3 separate regions of the Homo sapiens genome follow, and regions 2 and 3 are each linked to region 1. A link is a contact called in ENCODE Hi-C or POLR2A ChIA-PET data. All regions are on one chromosome and are shown on one strand. The core of a region is the stretch at or near the end of the contact, and the rest is flanking DNA. Distances in the headings are between cores, read along the strand shown. Region 1 overlaps SH3RF3 (SH3 domain containing ring finger 3). Region 2 overlaps SH3RF3 (SH3 domain containing ring finger 3). Region 3 overlaps SH3RF3 (SH3 domain containing ring finger 3).

Region 1 (4,425 bases), core at 798-3,297:
GGCCAATACCATGGCTGTCATCTGTATGTCACAGATGAGATCACAGAAACATGGAGAGCAAGCATGGATGCAAATCAGAAAGTTGCTGAGAGGGAAGAGCAGTGCAGAGCTGAGCACAGGGACAGTTGCACGTCCCATTTCAGTGCTGCCAGTCTGTGGAGGATGGCGGAACCACCTGGGCAGGGTCCACAAATGCTCACTGTCTTTTCAGATGCAGACTCACAGCATTGACTGCTTTCTCTGGGGACAGACCGGTCAACGAATTTAGAGTTGGAGAAGTTTGGATCTGGGAAAGGTAGAATGGCTACTGGCCCTGTGAGATGTCACTCCTCCCGGGAGGTATGGGGCAGCGTCCACTCTGCACCACATCTCTGTAGGGAAACCCAACACTCCCAAAGGTACTGGGAATCCTGGTAGCTCAAAGCAGGTTTTGCTAGCAGATGAGCTATGCCAAACAGGGGGAAAAGATTCCTGCTTCAGAGCTCCTGGGATTTAGAATCATGGGTGTGGAAGCTCCCCTCACCATGTGCCAATCCAGAAGGGGCCTTAGCTGAAAGTCCAGGCCCACCTGGAGCAAACCCCTGGCTCTGGGGTTTTAGTGACTTGGTCTTCTGCACCCAGGTGATAAGCATAGATGGCCTTGTGCGGGACTGTGGTGCAGCTGAGAGAGCATGTGCTGAGTGACCACAGGACCTGAGCCCCATGCCCTTTGCCCCTCTGGGCCTCCAGGTTCCTGCTTGCCTTTGAATTGCAACCAAGGGCCCCCTGGAGTGACCACTGCGTGGGCAGCACACCTTCATTCTTCTTACAGGAGGGTCAAACACATCCCTTGACCACACTTTTCCATCATCATAAGGAAATCTGCTGATGGCAGAGCATTACCTCCCTCAGAGAAACAGAATGCTGCCTATCCCTTTGCCAGGCCCTTACTTTAAGAACTGAAAGTGAAATGAAATCCTTGAATAAAGTGACTTGGAAAATCCACAGGTACAAAGCACCAGGCCTGCAGGGTCCAAGCACCTTCCTACTGCCATGTAATGATAGGCACCTGAATGTCCACCTCTCCATGTCAGAAACACCATTGATTCTAAGCAGCAGATCAGGCTTCCACCAGCCTCTGATGTGTCCTGGCTTATCCTAGGCAAACTGTCCTGCAGGCCATGGACCCTCAGAACCCAGGGCAGAAAAGAGGAAAACCGGGTGAGTGGACAAAAATCTGAATGCAGTAGAAGGAGGCACGCTGGGGGCATGGGAGGAAGGGAGTGGTCAGGCTTGGAGCCACGCAGAGGCAGTGAAGCCAACAAGGCCAGGACTGGAAGGAGGATGCTCTCTAACACACAGACTCACACCCTGCCAGGTCTGGATCCAGGTTCCACAAGGCATCAGCTTGCTCACACTGGACCAGGCTCAGGGACAGATGCAAAAGCAAGCTTTCATGAGCCCCAAGTGAACTTTTCCCCATAGGACACTCAGAGAGGACTGACACAGATGACAGGTTAGGCTCCCCACAGAGCACAGACACACTCCGGGGCTTGACCGTGGCCAGAACATGACGCACCACCTCAGCCTCTGGGCTCCCACCGCCAGGCAAGCGATTGCCCTGCAGTCCAAGTGCCCCAGCATGCACTGTTAATATATGAATACCACGTCCAGACACACTAACAAAAACGCACGGCACAGCAGGCACACTGCACTGGAGAATCAGCGGTTTGTGCCTCAAGTCTAATTAAGACAAAAGTTTTGTGCGTTGGCCGTGGAAAGGCATGCTAATGACTCACAAGCTGGCTTAACCCCACCATGAACACCTGTATTTCAGCAGCTTCCCAGGAGGTTATGAGGAGGTGTGGAAAGGGGAAGCTGTCCTGCCCTTCACACTGAGTGGATCTGCAAGCACAGGGCAGGGCAACTCAGTCTCCAAAACCAGAAGGCCAGTGCCAGGCTCAATTTGTTCCTTCTTTAAAGCAGCTTCCATAGAAAGCCTCACTGTCACCCCTACTCCAGACCCTGGGCTCTTTCCAGACTGGGCTAAGGGGTGACAGCTGCCTGGGCCTCTTCCAGGACAGGGCTGTGTGGCCGGCCATGGAGCAGAGGCCCCGCGGCACAGCGCACAGACAACGTCCTCCCAGAGGCAGCTGTTCCCCACATTGACTTCACTTCTGATGGCACAAGGCCAGAATGTCTTTCATTAGTTTCCCAAACTCTGTCATCAGGGAAGCAGACGAGCCCAGTGTGGATTTTTTAAAGTCAGCACGTTCAAGAGCATCAACCTACATGAAGCCACACATCCTTAAACACACACACCCCACACACATGTCATCTGACACGAGGCCACACATCCTTAAGCACACACACTCCACACACATGTGCTTAGCCATGCGGGGACTTCACCTGCAGAGGTGTGCACAGAAGATGATCTGCCTGGCCTAGACTGGGAAGGGTCTCAAAAAAATCACTAAAGCCTCAAAAACATGGTCTAACCCATGACATTGGCAATGGTCTCCCATGCACTTCTAGATGCCACTCTATGCCCTTCATCCAGCCAAAACCACCCTGTGACTGCTCCACACATAATTCAAACACAGGGTTTCCTGCAGCAGATGTGACTCCAGTGGCTTCCAAGGCTGGACGAGAGGAGAGTGATGGGAGGGGTGTGTCCCCTTCTGCATGCCTGCCTCCCAGTCCACACGCCCTAGACCAGCCACCTTTGGGAATAAGGTCCTGCCCCACAATTGCCAAATTCCATTGATTTCATCTCCTGCAGCTTGTCTGATAATTTTGGTTGCTATCAGTCCCTGAATGCTTTAAGAATAAAAATGCCTTTCAGTAATACTCATGGCTACTAATACAGTGAAGATGCTCAAGGAAATGAACACCCACCAAAATGACAAGATCACCAAAAAGAAATTCCTGAGGGTCACACCACACTTGAGAAAACTGCAGGCCCCAACCCCCTTCCCCTGGGACCGCCCCTCTGTAAGACCCTGGGCTGAGTACCTGAGGGATGTGTTCGTTCAAGGTCTTTCATTACGGTGGATCTGGGAAGGCCAGGGGGCAGGACAAGGGAGGTGACAGCAAGTGAGAAGGCAGCCCAATGCCACCCTCCCCTCGGCTTTCCTACCCAGGGCAAGCTCTCCTGGAAAAACACCCACGGGCAGAGGTGTGGGGACAGGAGGGAGGCGGAAACACGGCCTCCCCAAGTGAGATGGAATCTGGGGGTCATTTGATAAGCGCTTCACCAGCTGATGCATATAGAATACTCACTCCCCAGCATCCCCAGTGGCTCAGCAGCAAGACTGGCAAATCCTCCCAGGGAGCAGAGAGAACAAACACAAGGAGCCAGGCAGAGAGCCAAGTTCAAATCCCAAATCCAGCACGTAGCACCTCTGTGGCTCAGGCCAGCGATTTAGCATCCCCAATTCTCAAATTTTCTGACCACAAAAGGGGGCTACTGTCCCCTGCTTCCAGGTCCCCATGTGCACTGAATCACAGTACAGTACAGCTCCCTGCAGCGCTCTCCCTCAGCCCCAGCTTTTAGGAAGGGGCTGAAGTGTGCCCCCATCCTGCTCACCAGGATCTTACCTCGGCCCTGGGTGGCCCATCCCTCCCCTACTCTCTTCTGGAGACCTTTGTGGACAACACCAGGGGTCTCTGTGGTCACCAGCATTTCTGAGTGCTCCTCCACAGGGGAGCAAAGCTCCACTCCCTCTGTGAGCTCAATACTGGCCACCAAAACACTCAATTTCAACGCAGTGAGGTGAGGCCTGGCAGAGGCTGGCAATGGGGTGGCAAGGAAGGAGCAGGGGAGCAGGTGTCCAGCAGGCCCACAAGTGGGGAGTGGGAACAGAGGCCTTAAGTAGGGGGAAGGCTGTGGCCATGGCCCAAGCACCCAGAGCGGGAGACTGCCAGGCTGGGGCCTGGAGGGAGCGAACAGAGGCATGCTCCAGGCACCTCTGGGACTATCACAGGCATTTCTGGGCTGTACCCTGGGCATTTTTATTACCTTTCAGGATTGATCATCTGCCATCATCACCGCTGCTGCCCATGACTCTGGCCCTGGCCAAGCCTGGACTTACCTTCTGTCTGCATACACAGTTCACACAGTCCTTGCCAACCCATGCCAAGCAGTCACCCCTTCCTCCACGTGAGGGAGTAGGACCCAGGGAGAGTAACAAGCCAGCCCCAATGCCACCATTGGTACACTGAGTTTCTCCTTCTCACTGTCACCTGAGTCTACAGGGGCCATCAGACTCCCCATCCATAGCTCCTCTCCTCACAGGAGGACCATTACCCCTCCACCTCCTCCTGCCTGCCAGCCCTGGAGGACACAGACATGGTCTACCTCCTGGTGAGCTCTTCTGCAGCTTTCTCCTTTGGCCGTTCTGAGGACTAAACTATGAAACAAAGCCATAAAGCTGGTAAGTGCAA
Region 2 (4,425 bases), core at 783-3,282, 37 kb after region 1:
TGACACAGCAAGACTCTGTCAAGAAAGAAAGAAAGAAAGAGAGAAACAGAGAAAGAGAGAGAGAAAGAAAGAGAAAGAAAGAAAGAAAAAGAAAGAAAGGAAAGGAAGGAAGGAAGGAAGGAAGGAAGGAAGGAAGGAAGGAAGGAAGGAAGGAAAGAAAGAAAGAAAAAGAAAGAATGAAAGAAAGAAAGAAAGAAAGAAAGAAAGAAAGAAAGAAAGAGAAAGAGAGAAAGAGAGAGAGATCTGGTGCAGGAGGGAAGGGTTCCTTGCTCAACAATTCTCCAGATCCTCTGAGCTTTGGTTTCCTCATGTAGTCATGGCAATAATACCAACTTGCTCGGGGATTTTTTGCAAAGATTATGTGTTAGGTTTCCTTCCCTCCATCTTAAGAATCACTGCTCAGGCCCTCTTCTTTTACCAAATAACTTTTCAACAGAAACCTGAAGAAAGAACAGGGTAGGAGTCGGGGGGGAGTTGCTTAGCTGAAGTTAACGAGTGTAGTTCTTGGCCAGGTGTGGTGGCCCACACCTGTAATCAATCCTTTTTTGAGAGGCCAAGACAGGGAAATTGCTTGAAGCCAGGAGTTTAAGACCAGCCTAGGCAACATAGTGAGCTGTGGTCTCTACACAAAATTACAAATTAGCTGGGCATGGTGGCATGCACCTATAGTCCCAGCTACTCAGGAGGCTGAGGTGGGAGGATCACTTAGGCCCAGGAGTTGGAGGCTGCATCCCAGCCTGGGTGACAGAGCAAGACAGGACAGGACAGGACAGGACAGGACAGGACAGGACAGGACAGGAAAGGACAGGAAAGGAAAGGAAAAAGGAAAGGAAAAAGGAAAACGAAAAGGAGAAAAGAGAGAAAGAGAGAAAACGAAAGAGAAAGAGAGACAGAAAGAGAAAGACAGAAAGAAGAGAAAGAGAGAGAGAGAGAAGGAAGGAAAGAAGGAAAGGAAGAAAGAAAAGAAGGAGGCAAGGAAAGAAGGAAAGGAAAGAAATGCAGTACTTCATTTTTCTCTTCACTCACCAAGTGTACTAATTATTTGCTTGCACTTGAATATTCAAACCTATTTAATATACATGTTTGGTCAATTAATGTCTCAAGGTTTCTGTCTGCATTGCAATTGTCTTAGACTGGAATTAACTACAGGGTAGTAACATCCATTTAATTCCACTTGGAAAATGCCACTTGCAGAGCAGGCCTGCATAAATGACTTTGATGCAGTGAGAAAATGGAGCTTACCTAATAAAAACACTTCTTAATTATCCTACCAAAAGGAAAAAAATGAGAGCGATAACACATAATCATGAGAGGCAAAACCATAAAACTTTCAGGAAACAATAAGAAGAATATCTGTATGGCTTCAAGGGTGGGGAAGATTTTTAAAACAATAGCCAAAATGAGCACATCAGAAAAGAAAAAGATTGAGAGAAGTGACCTTGTTTATTAAAAGTAAGAACTCCTATTCATCTGAATCAACATATATAGCAATGAAAGAATTAATATCCAGAATATATTTTAAAAACTCCTCCTAATATAAAAGATCAACAATCAAAAGAAAACAGGCAGTGGACTTTGTGGTGGATTGTAGAGTAACAGCCTCCAATTGATTCATGTTCCCTGGATCCAGGCCCTTGGAATATTCCATCCAAGGTTGCCTCTAGATTTGGCAGCCCTGTGACTTCCTTTGGCTAATGAGACAACAACAATTATGATGCAGATGGAGGTTTAAAAAGCGCTTGCACGTTGGAGTCTGCCTTTTCTTGTTGCTTACTGGGACCTTCAGTCCACCACATGAAGACGCCCAGGCTAGCCTTTGGGGGATATAAGAGACCATGTGGAGAGGAACCCAGGCCATCCTTGCTGCCCCAGTAACCCCAGCCAACACACACAACAGTGAGTTAAATAAAAAGGTATTATTTTAAGCCTCTAAGTTTTGGGTTTCTGTTATACAGCAAATCCTAACTGATACAGGGAAAAACATATAGAAGATGTTCTCCTTCACTGGCAATCAGAAACTAACAAAGGAAGAGCTAACGCAGCCAGTCCGTCAACTGTGAGGTGTTAAGGACACTCACACCTTTGTTTACAAAGAGAAGTCGCCAAGTGTAACCAGGCAAGAGTTTCTGCACAGGAAGAGCACAGCAGGCTGGACTGACACGTGACCACCCATGCCTGCCTTAAGGTGGGAAGAATAATGGTTTTGCACAAAAACTTCCAGGAAGTGTCCTCAGAGGAACGGTCAGGAGCCGTGACGTTCAGGGATCATCTGGGAAGCTCAGCTGGTCTTACACAAGTGTGCTAGGTTACTTAGGAAGTAAACTGATCTAGAAACTAACGAAGTTCAGGGAGGGGCTGCAGAGATTTGGATAAAGGGCTCAAGAAAGCTCTTGAAAGCCATCCTTGGTGTGTCACCGATTCCAGGACATTAAGGACTCACTGCAGCACATAATCTGTGGGCATCTGTGTGGGGTGTGACTTCATTCTGTTCTCCCTTATCTCATAGCTTCCTTGTCCTCTGCAAACCCAAACTCCATGTTTCATGTCTCTGGATAATATCCATACACCCATGGGATTACAATTCCCCAAACAGGGGAAAATGAAAAATTAAAATGGTTTTAGAGTTGAATGTAGTTGTGACTACAGGAAAGATGTCACATCATCTCAAAAAGTGAGGGTCCGACCAGAAAGAGACTAACCAGCATCCTCCACCATGAGTCCTCCTCATGCTCTGGGAACGCCTCCTCAAGGCTGAGCTGCAGCATTGGCCTGGAGCCCTGAGTCAGAGGGGTCCTAGCATCAAACCTGTGCCACCGAATGGAAGGAAGACACCCCCAGCATCGCTGTCACAACAGAAGCACGTGGATGAGCTAGGGCATCCGACTGCAGTTCAACTCAGAGCAAGCGAGGCTCTCCAGGCTCAGGTATCATCTCCACCCCGGCATCCCCACTGCCTCCCAGTCCATCTGAGCAGAGACATCCAGCCTTAGGACGAGCCAGGGCAATTCCACCAGGCACGTTAAGTCCACAGGTCAAATAAGACACGTGCAGGGAGATACACTGGCTGTGTGTGGAAAGGAAGGCTGGAGGGTACTACAGTGGTGAAACATCTACACTCTCCAGCCATCCTGTTAGGCATGATATTCCTTGGAGTATGCAATGGACTGAATGTATGTGTCATCCTAAAAGTCATATGTTAAATCCTAACCTCCAAGGTAATGCTATTAGGAGCTGAGGCCTTTGGGGAGGTGACCGGATCGTGAGGGTGGAGCCCTCATGAATGGGATTAGTGTCTTACTAAAGAGGCCTCGGAGAGTTGCCTTGCCCCCTCTACCATGGGAGGACACAGTGAGAAGGCACCGTCTGTGAACCTGGAGGCCAGTCTTTACCAGACATCGAATCTGCCAGTGCCTTGATCTTGGACGACCAGCGTCTAGAACTGTGGGAAATAAATTGCTGCCGCTTTTAAACCACTGCGTTTACGGTATTTTGTTACAGCAGCTTGAAAAGCCTAAGGCAGCCTCTGTCAACCTCACAACCACCCTGCAAAGCAGGTATCCTCCCACTTCACAAATGAAGAAACAGAAGCTAAGTAACTTGCCCAATGTTATCACAGTCCTAGGTGTAAAATTGAAGTATGAATCCAGGTGTCTTGATTTCAAAAATCCATGCTCTTTTTTTGTTTCACCACACTGGTTTTTTGTGAATAAGCCAGCTTAGAGACTTTCATTATAGCAGTAATTTTTTTTTGTTCCCTCAAAGGATTTCCTGAGACCAGTAAATGATGCCCGGGATTGTGTTAAGTACTCTAGATTTCAAGTGTTAAGTACTCTAGATTCAATCTCTCATGATGGATTTACAAACTCCATAAAGATCTGAGGGTCCCCCTGAGGCAACTTTAACCAGAAAATCTGAAGGTCCAGGAATTATAGCAAAAATGATGACTTAGAATGAATTTCCTGAATTTGTTAAGATATTTATTGTGGCCAATTTCAGAGAGAAATCTTAACAAATATGGTCTCAGTTCAAGGGATAAGAAGCAAATATGAAAACTCGTAAAGTTATTTTATATATAGACTTAAATTTGTCTCCTCAAAGCCCAAGTTCCTATAATAACATGTCAGGCTAGAGGTGCAGTTTGTCCAATAAAAATAAAAACTTAATTTACTTTTTATTTCTAGTTGACTCTTAGAAAGGAAAATAATCAACTCACATAGGAAGCACTAATGTGCAAATTATTTTGCCAGACTCTGAGGGTCTGAATATCCAGACAAAAACCACAAAGAAACAAAAATTACATGAAAGCACCAAGAGGGAATTCCAGTTACAGCAGAGGTTGACACTGTCCCCAAGTTGGGGACAGAGGGAATGACCACAGGCATGGGCCTCACCTTGACCATGGCAGCAGACAGCTCTACTCCTGTC
Region 3 (4,425 bases), core at 906-3,405, 37 kb before region 1:
ATGTTGACAAAGATGTGGAGAAACTGGAATGTCATACATTGCCGGTGGGAATGGAAAATGGTGCAGCCACTTGGAACAACTGCCTGGCAGCCCCTCAGAAGGTTAAAGAGAGTTACCATGCGACCCAGTACCCCTACTCCTAGAGCAGTGGAAACCTGTCCACAAAAAACTTGTACATCAATAGTCACAGGGCACTACCTGTGATGGTGAAAAAGTGAGAACATCCCAGATGTCCATCCACTGATTAATGGTATAAGCAAAATGTGGTCTAGCCACACAATGGATTATTATTCAGCCATAAAAACATGAAGTAGTGAAACATGCTACAACCAAGACGAACCTTGAAAATATTATGCTAAGTGAAAGAAGTAAGACACAAAAGGCCACATATTATCTGCTTCCATTCATAGAAATGTCCAGAAAGAAAGATCCACAGGGACAGAAATTACATTAGTGTTTTCCAGGGGCTGGGGGAAGGGGAACAGAGAGTGACTACTGATAGGTATGGCATTTCTTTTTACAGTGATGGAAAGTTTCTGAAATTAGACAGTGATGGTGGTTGCACAGCTCTGTCACTATACTACAAATTACTTTTAAAAAGATAAAAACATAAGAAAAGCTAAAAGATTAGCACTCTGAAATATTTGGAGACCTAAAATAACAAAAATAATTAACATCTATAAAACATGTTGACAGCTTAGAGAAGCATCCTCATGCCCACTCTTACAGGAGGGTGGAAGAGCAGGCCACCTTCACCTTATCTCCTCGAGGCACAGGCTCAGGGAGCTTGGCGGACACACAGCTCAACCTCACCAAAACCCCATGCACATCAGGAGTCTCCAGCCCCAGTGCAGATGCACATTCAGCTGAGTTCAAGCTTCGCTGGGGGCTCAGACTTATGCCCCATCTACCACTACCTACAATATTCTTCCTGGAGAGGGACAGCATGCTACCAATCACTAACAGAGAATGCACTTGGGTTGGTTGTTTTTCTAAATCTCACTGAATATTCTTTGGGATAGTATGTGCATATGTGTGTTTGTGATTCTTCATTTACACAAATGCCCATTGTGGTGAATATGTGGATCCTATAGCTGGAGTCATACAGGTATCTTCTTCAGTTTGTCTTCCTCTGTGTCACCTGCTTCATAGACACTTGCCCCTGTGCCAGTCAGTGCCTGCTATACACCCAATGACTCCCAGCCCAAGACCTGATGAGCCAGAGGGTCCTGATGGCCCCCGGCCCTCCTTCCCACTCTAGAAATACACACCTCCCCTTCCCACCCATTGCATTGTCTCTGGAAGCCGAGGCCTCTCTCTGGAGCATATGCTGGGAGCCCGGGCACAGTGGCAAAAGCAGAAGCCCCACAAAGTCTGCAAGCTCCCTCCTGTCTCTGATAAAACATTTCAACGAGACCACCTAGGGGTATAAGAAAATCCCTCTGCAACACAGCTCAGCAGCCTTGCCCACAGTCAGATTTGGCCTCTTTATATTGCCTGCCCACTCTCACTAAATTCCAATCTAGCCAGGGAAAAGCCACCTCTTGGCCTCATCTTAACATTACAAGGTTTGTGCATGGAACTTTAATTGATAGCAATAAAGCTGTCTGCCCATATCCTGATGTGGGGAGATTTGCAGGCACCAGAAGCCTGATTTCTGAGTTGGAGAAGGGTTCTTATTTGAATCCTTATTTGCTGGAAAAGCAAAATATGAGCTGATCATCTACCTCTTAATGAATTAGAAATCACTTATGTGGGTGCCCTGTGTGCTCAGCTAATGAGTCCTTTTTAAAAGGTTATTTCTGCTGGAGACCAGCCTTTGACATTTGACTGGCGACTACTGCAGATTTATTCATTCAGCAAATTTATTCTTGCAGTAACTCTCAAAATCAGTGCACACTATTACACAGCACAGGCCCTATTTGTGAAATTATTTATAGGCTTATTTAGAAATTTCAGCTTCCTTAAGATGGACAATTTTATTGGCTGATTTAAGCTCAACTCTCAGGCAAAGACAACTCACCCGCCTCCTAGTTCAGGCTCCTGGATTCCTGCCACCCCAACTGCCTAGTCTGCCTGTGGGAACATTTCGGCACATGTTGAAATGTTCTGCCTCTGCCGGCCCTGGCTGCCCTCAGACTCCATGGGTTTACAGAGCAGGATCTGGATTTATGACTTCAACAGGAAATGCAAAATACACAAAGTTCCAGCAAGAAGGGAGAAGGAGTGGTGATTATTCGGGGGATTCCAGAATGCTTGAAGGGGCGCTGAGTCTCCTGTGTATCCGTGTCTTGTCTCTCTCTTCCTCCCCCTTACTCCTTACCCTTCTTTTTCCCTTTCCTCATTCTTTCCCTCTCCCCGCTTCTCTCCCTTACCCTTTCTCGCTCCTTGCTGTGCCTTCCAGTTGCCAAGGTGACTTATTTTAAAAAGAGCCATCCACTTCTTGAAATGTGGTATTTGCTTTCATACTGAATAACGAGGACCAATCATCTTCAGAGCTCTGATCCTCCAGAAAAGGGCCCCATCTCCCCTTCAGAGAAGTCCTGAAGTCCTGACCACACTGGGACTTGAAGTAAGCAGTGGGAATCCACTGGAATTTGGCAGAACCTTGGGATTGTCATGGCCAGCCTCTGATGTCAAAATGTGACCAATCCCTCGCGAACACATCTCTCTAGCAGAATAACAGTAGTTGGAAGTAGATCTTCCCTCCAAAAATCTGTCTATACTTGAGTTGCACGGCAGGGGGCCAGGGTTGACACTTATTACAAATTTATTCATTTTTGCCAGATCCCTTCTGCCACAAGAGGGTTTTATCTAGACAAGGTTCCTAAATTGGCTTTGCAAAATGTAATCCTCTATTGATTGTCTCATCTCCTGTAATCCATCCAGTTATTGGAGAATGTTTGTTAAATTTCTATTTTAATAAAAACATCAACCACAACATTTATCTTCCTTTGTTAAATGGAAACAAAGCATAATCTAATTTTAAAAATACTATAAGCTGATAATCAAAATTCAACAACTGTATGCCCTGAACTCAACTAATTTCCACTTCAAATGCTCCTAATCCACATAGGCTTTGGCAATGAATGATGACGTTCTGGTATGGAAGAGGCAATCTGCATGCCACATTTGCTCTACCAATTTACTAAATTAAGTGGCAAGACAATAAAGGAATGGCGTTTTAATGAGAACAGCCTAATTAAAAGTGAATCCGAGGATATAAGGTTTGAGTTCTATTACTGACTGCATACCTCAAAGAATGTGAAGAGCTGCAAAGAAGCGTTTGAGAGGTGCATCCATGCACATGGCGTCTTGTGTGTCCGTGAGTCTTTCTTCCATGAATACTACTTATCACTAATCATTATCAGTAGTAATCATTACTTACATGTCTATAAGTTATCAGTAAGAGCAGCCATTTTTGAGCTCCCATGGAACAATCTATGTAGGTATGTAGATGCCTTACATACAATCTAATCCATATCCTAAAACCCTGCAAGATGGCAATATTACCATCACTTTACAGATGAAGTGTTTGTGGTTCAGAAGGTTAACCCAGGTGATGAGTATCGTAGGGCAGGGATTTGAATCTTGGTCTGGTGCCCGAATCCATGGCCATTCCATCTGACCACTCTGCCTGTCCATGTACAGCAAGCAAAGCAATGTGCCTCGAGTTTTATTTTCTCCCAGCAGAAAGTTCATCTGCCTGACGTTGTTTACTTGTCTGTTCATCTGCGGGGCTGATATCTTTACAGAAGAGGAATGCCAGTAATTTTACAAGAACAACAGTTGTGCATATTGGGTGTTATAGAGCTGGAATCCAGCACTGATTTTGGTGACCTAGTAAGCAGAGGGTTTAGACATTCTGATTAGGTGGGGAGAGGCCTAAACTTCTCCCAGATAACAAACATGTATCCAGCAGGTAGGACAGCCTCCCTTTGAGCATGAAAGGGTATAACTGGCCTTGGTTAAGAAGACGTGAGGAGGAAGTTGTGGCTCACTGCCGAGGATGGGCGCCTGCGGTGGTTCCAGCAGGAAGGATGGTTTTGCACTCACTGTGGTGAGATCAAACGTTGTACCTGCTGCTCAGGTGGGCTTGGGAAAGGGTGAGGGCCTGTACCTCCCTCTCTAGTCCAGGTGGCCACTGGCTGCTGTGCAGAGAACAGGAAGGAAACCTCTGCTCTCATTCCCACCGCCCTCCTCTGCCCGGAAAGCAGCCCTCAAAAATGGAATTAGAGTCAATGAGCCGAGCAGAGGCAAGCCGAGGGCTGTGACGGCCATGAGAACTGGGGTGAGAGAAGAGTTGTGTTGCTTCTACAGGCTTTACAGGAGCACTAGTAGGACTTGGTTCCAGGCCTAAGGAAGGGACCATAAGAGGCCACCCCCAGCTTCGAGGAAGTAGCTCCGTGAAGACCTAGAATGGAA

What was found. Hi-C counts contacts between places; a loop is a spot of excess contacts on that map. ChIA-PET counts read pairs that join two places held with the same protein, here RNA polymerase II (POLR2A). Pooled maps may share reads with other maps.
Region 2: a loop to region 1 is called in a map of heart left ventricle, with 5 times the contacts of the local background. The contact joins two enhancer-like sites. A Hi-C loop is called at or near these places in 3 of 168 maps with a recorded cell type or tissue (Right ventricle myocardium inferior, astrocyte of the cerebellum and heart left ventricle) and 1 of 50 pooled maps. POLR2A ChIA-PET finds 5 or more read pairs at or near these places in 4 of 52 experiments (AG04450, H1, IMR-90 and 1 more).
Region 3: a map of heart right ventricle shows a loop between it and region 1 (1.9-fold over the local background). The contact joins two enhancer-like sites. A Hi-C loop is called at or near these places in 12 of 168 maps with a recorded cell type or tissue (DLD1, Right ventricle myocardium inferior, ascending aorta and 6 more) and 6 of 50 pooled maps. POLR2A ChIA-PET finds 5 or more read pairs at or near these places in 4 of 52 experiments (MCF 10A, PC-9, Panc1 and 1 more).

The regions. Positions count from the first base shown.
Region 1 is chr2:109,282,702-109,287,126 of GRCh38, reverse strand. All of the region lies in intron 1 of SH3RF3 (SH3 domain containing ring finger 3), which reads right to left. It also overlaps a transcript of RANBP2 not described here. Among named protein-coding and RNA genes, the nearest start is that of MIR4266, 29 kb to the left of the region's middle. Within about 2 kb of position 2,047, at least 4 of the 41 ENCODE cell types and tissues checked have a DNase peak (open chromatin) inside an H3K27ac peak, as active enhancers do; they include heart right ventricle, where a contact is called at or near this core.
Region 2 is chr2:109,245,263-109,249,687 of GRCh38, reverse strand. All of the region lies in intron 1 of SH3RF3 (SH3 domain containing ring finger 3), which reads right to left. It also overlaps a transcript of RANBP2 not described here. Among named protein-coding and RNA genes, the nearest start is that of MIR4266, 66 kb to the left of the region's middle. Within about 2 kb of position 2,032, at least 3 of the 41 ENCODE cell types and tissues checked have a DNase peak (open chromatin) inside an H3K27ac peak, as active enhancers do.
Region 3 is chr2:109,320,026-109,324,450 of GRCh38, reverse strand. All of the region lies in intron 1 of SH3RF3 (SH3 domain containing ring finger 3), which reads right to left. It also overlaps a transcript of RANBP2 not described here. Among named protein-coding and RNA genes, the nearest start is that of MIR4266, 8.6 kb to the right of the region's middle. Within about 2 kb of position 2,155, at least 18 of the 41 ENCODE cell types and tissues checked have a DNase peak (open chromatin) inside an H3K27ac peak, as active enhancers do; they include heart right ventricle, where a contact is called at or near this core.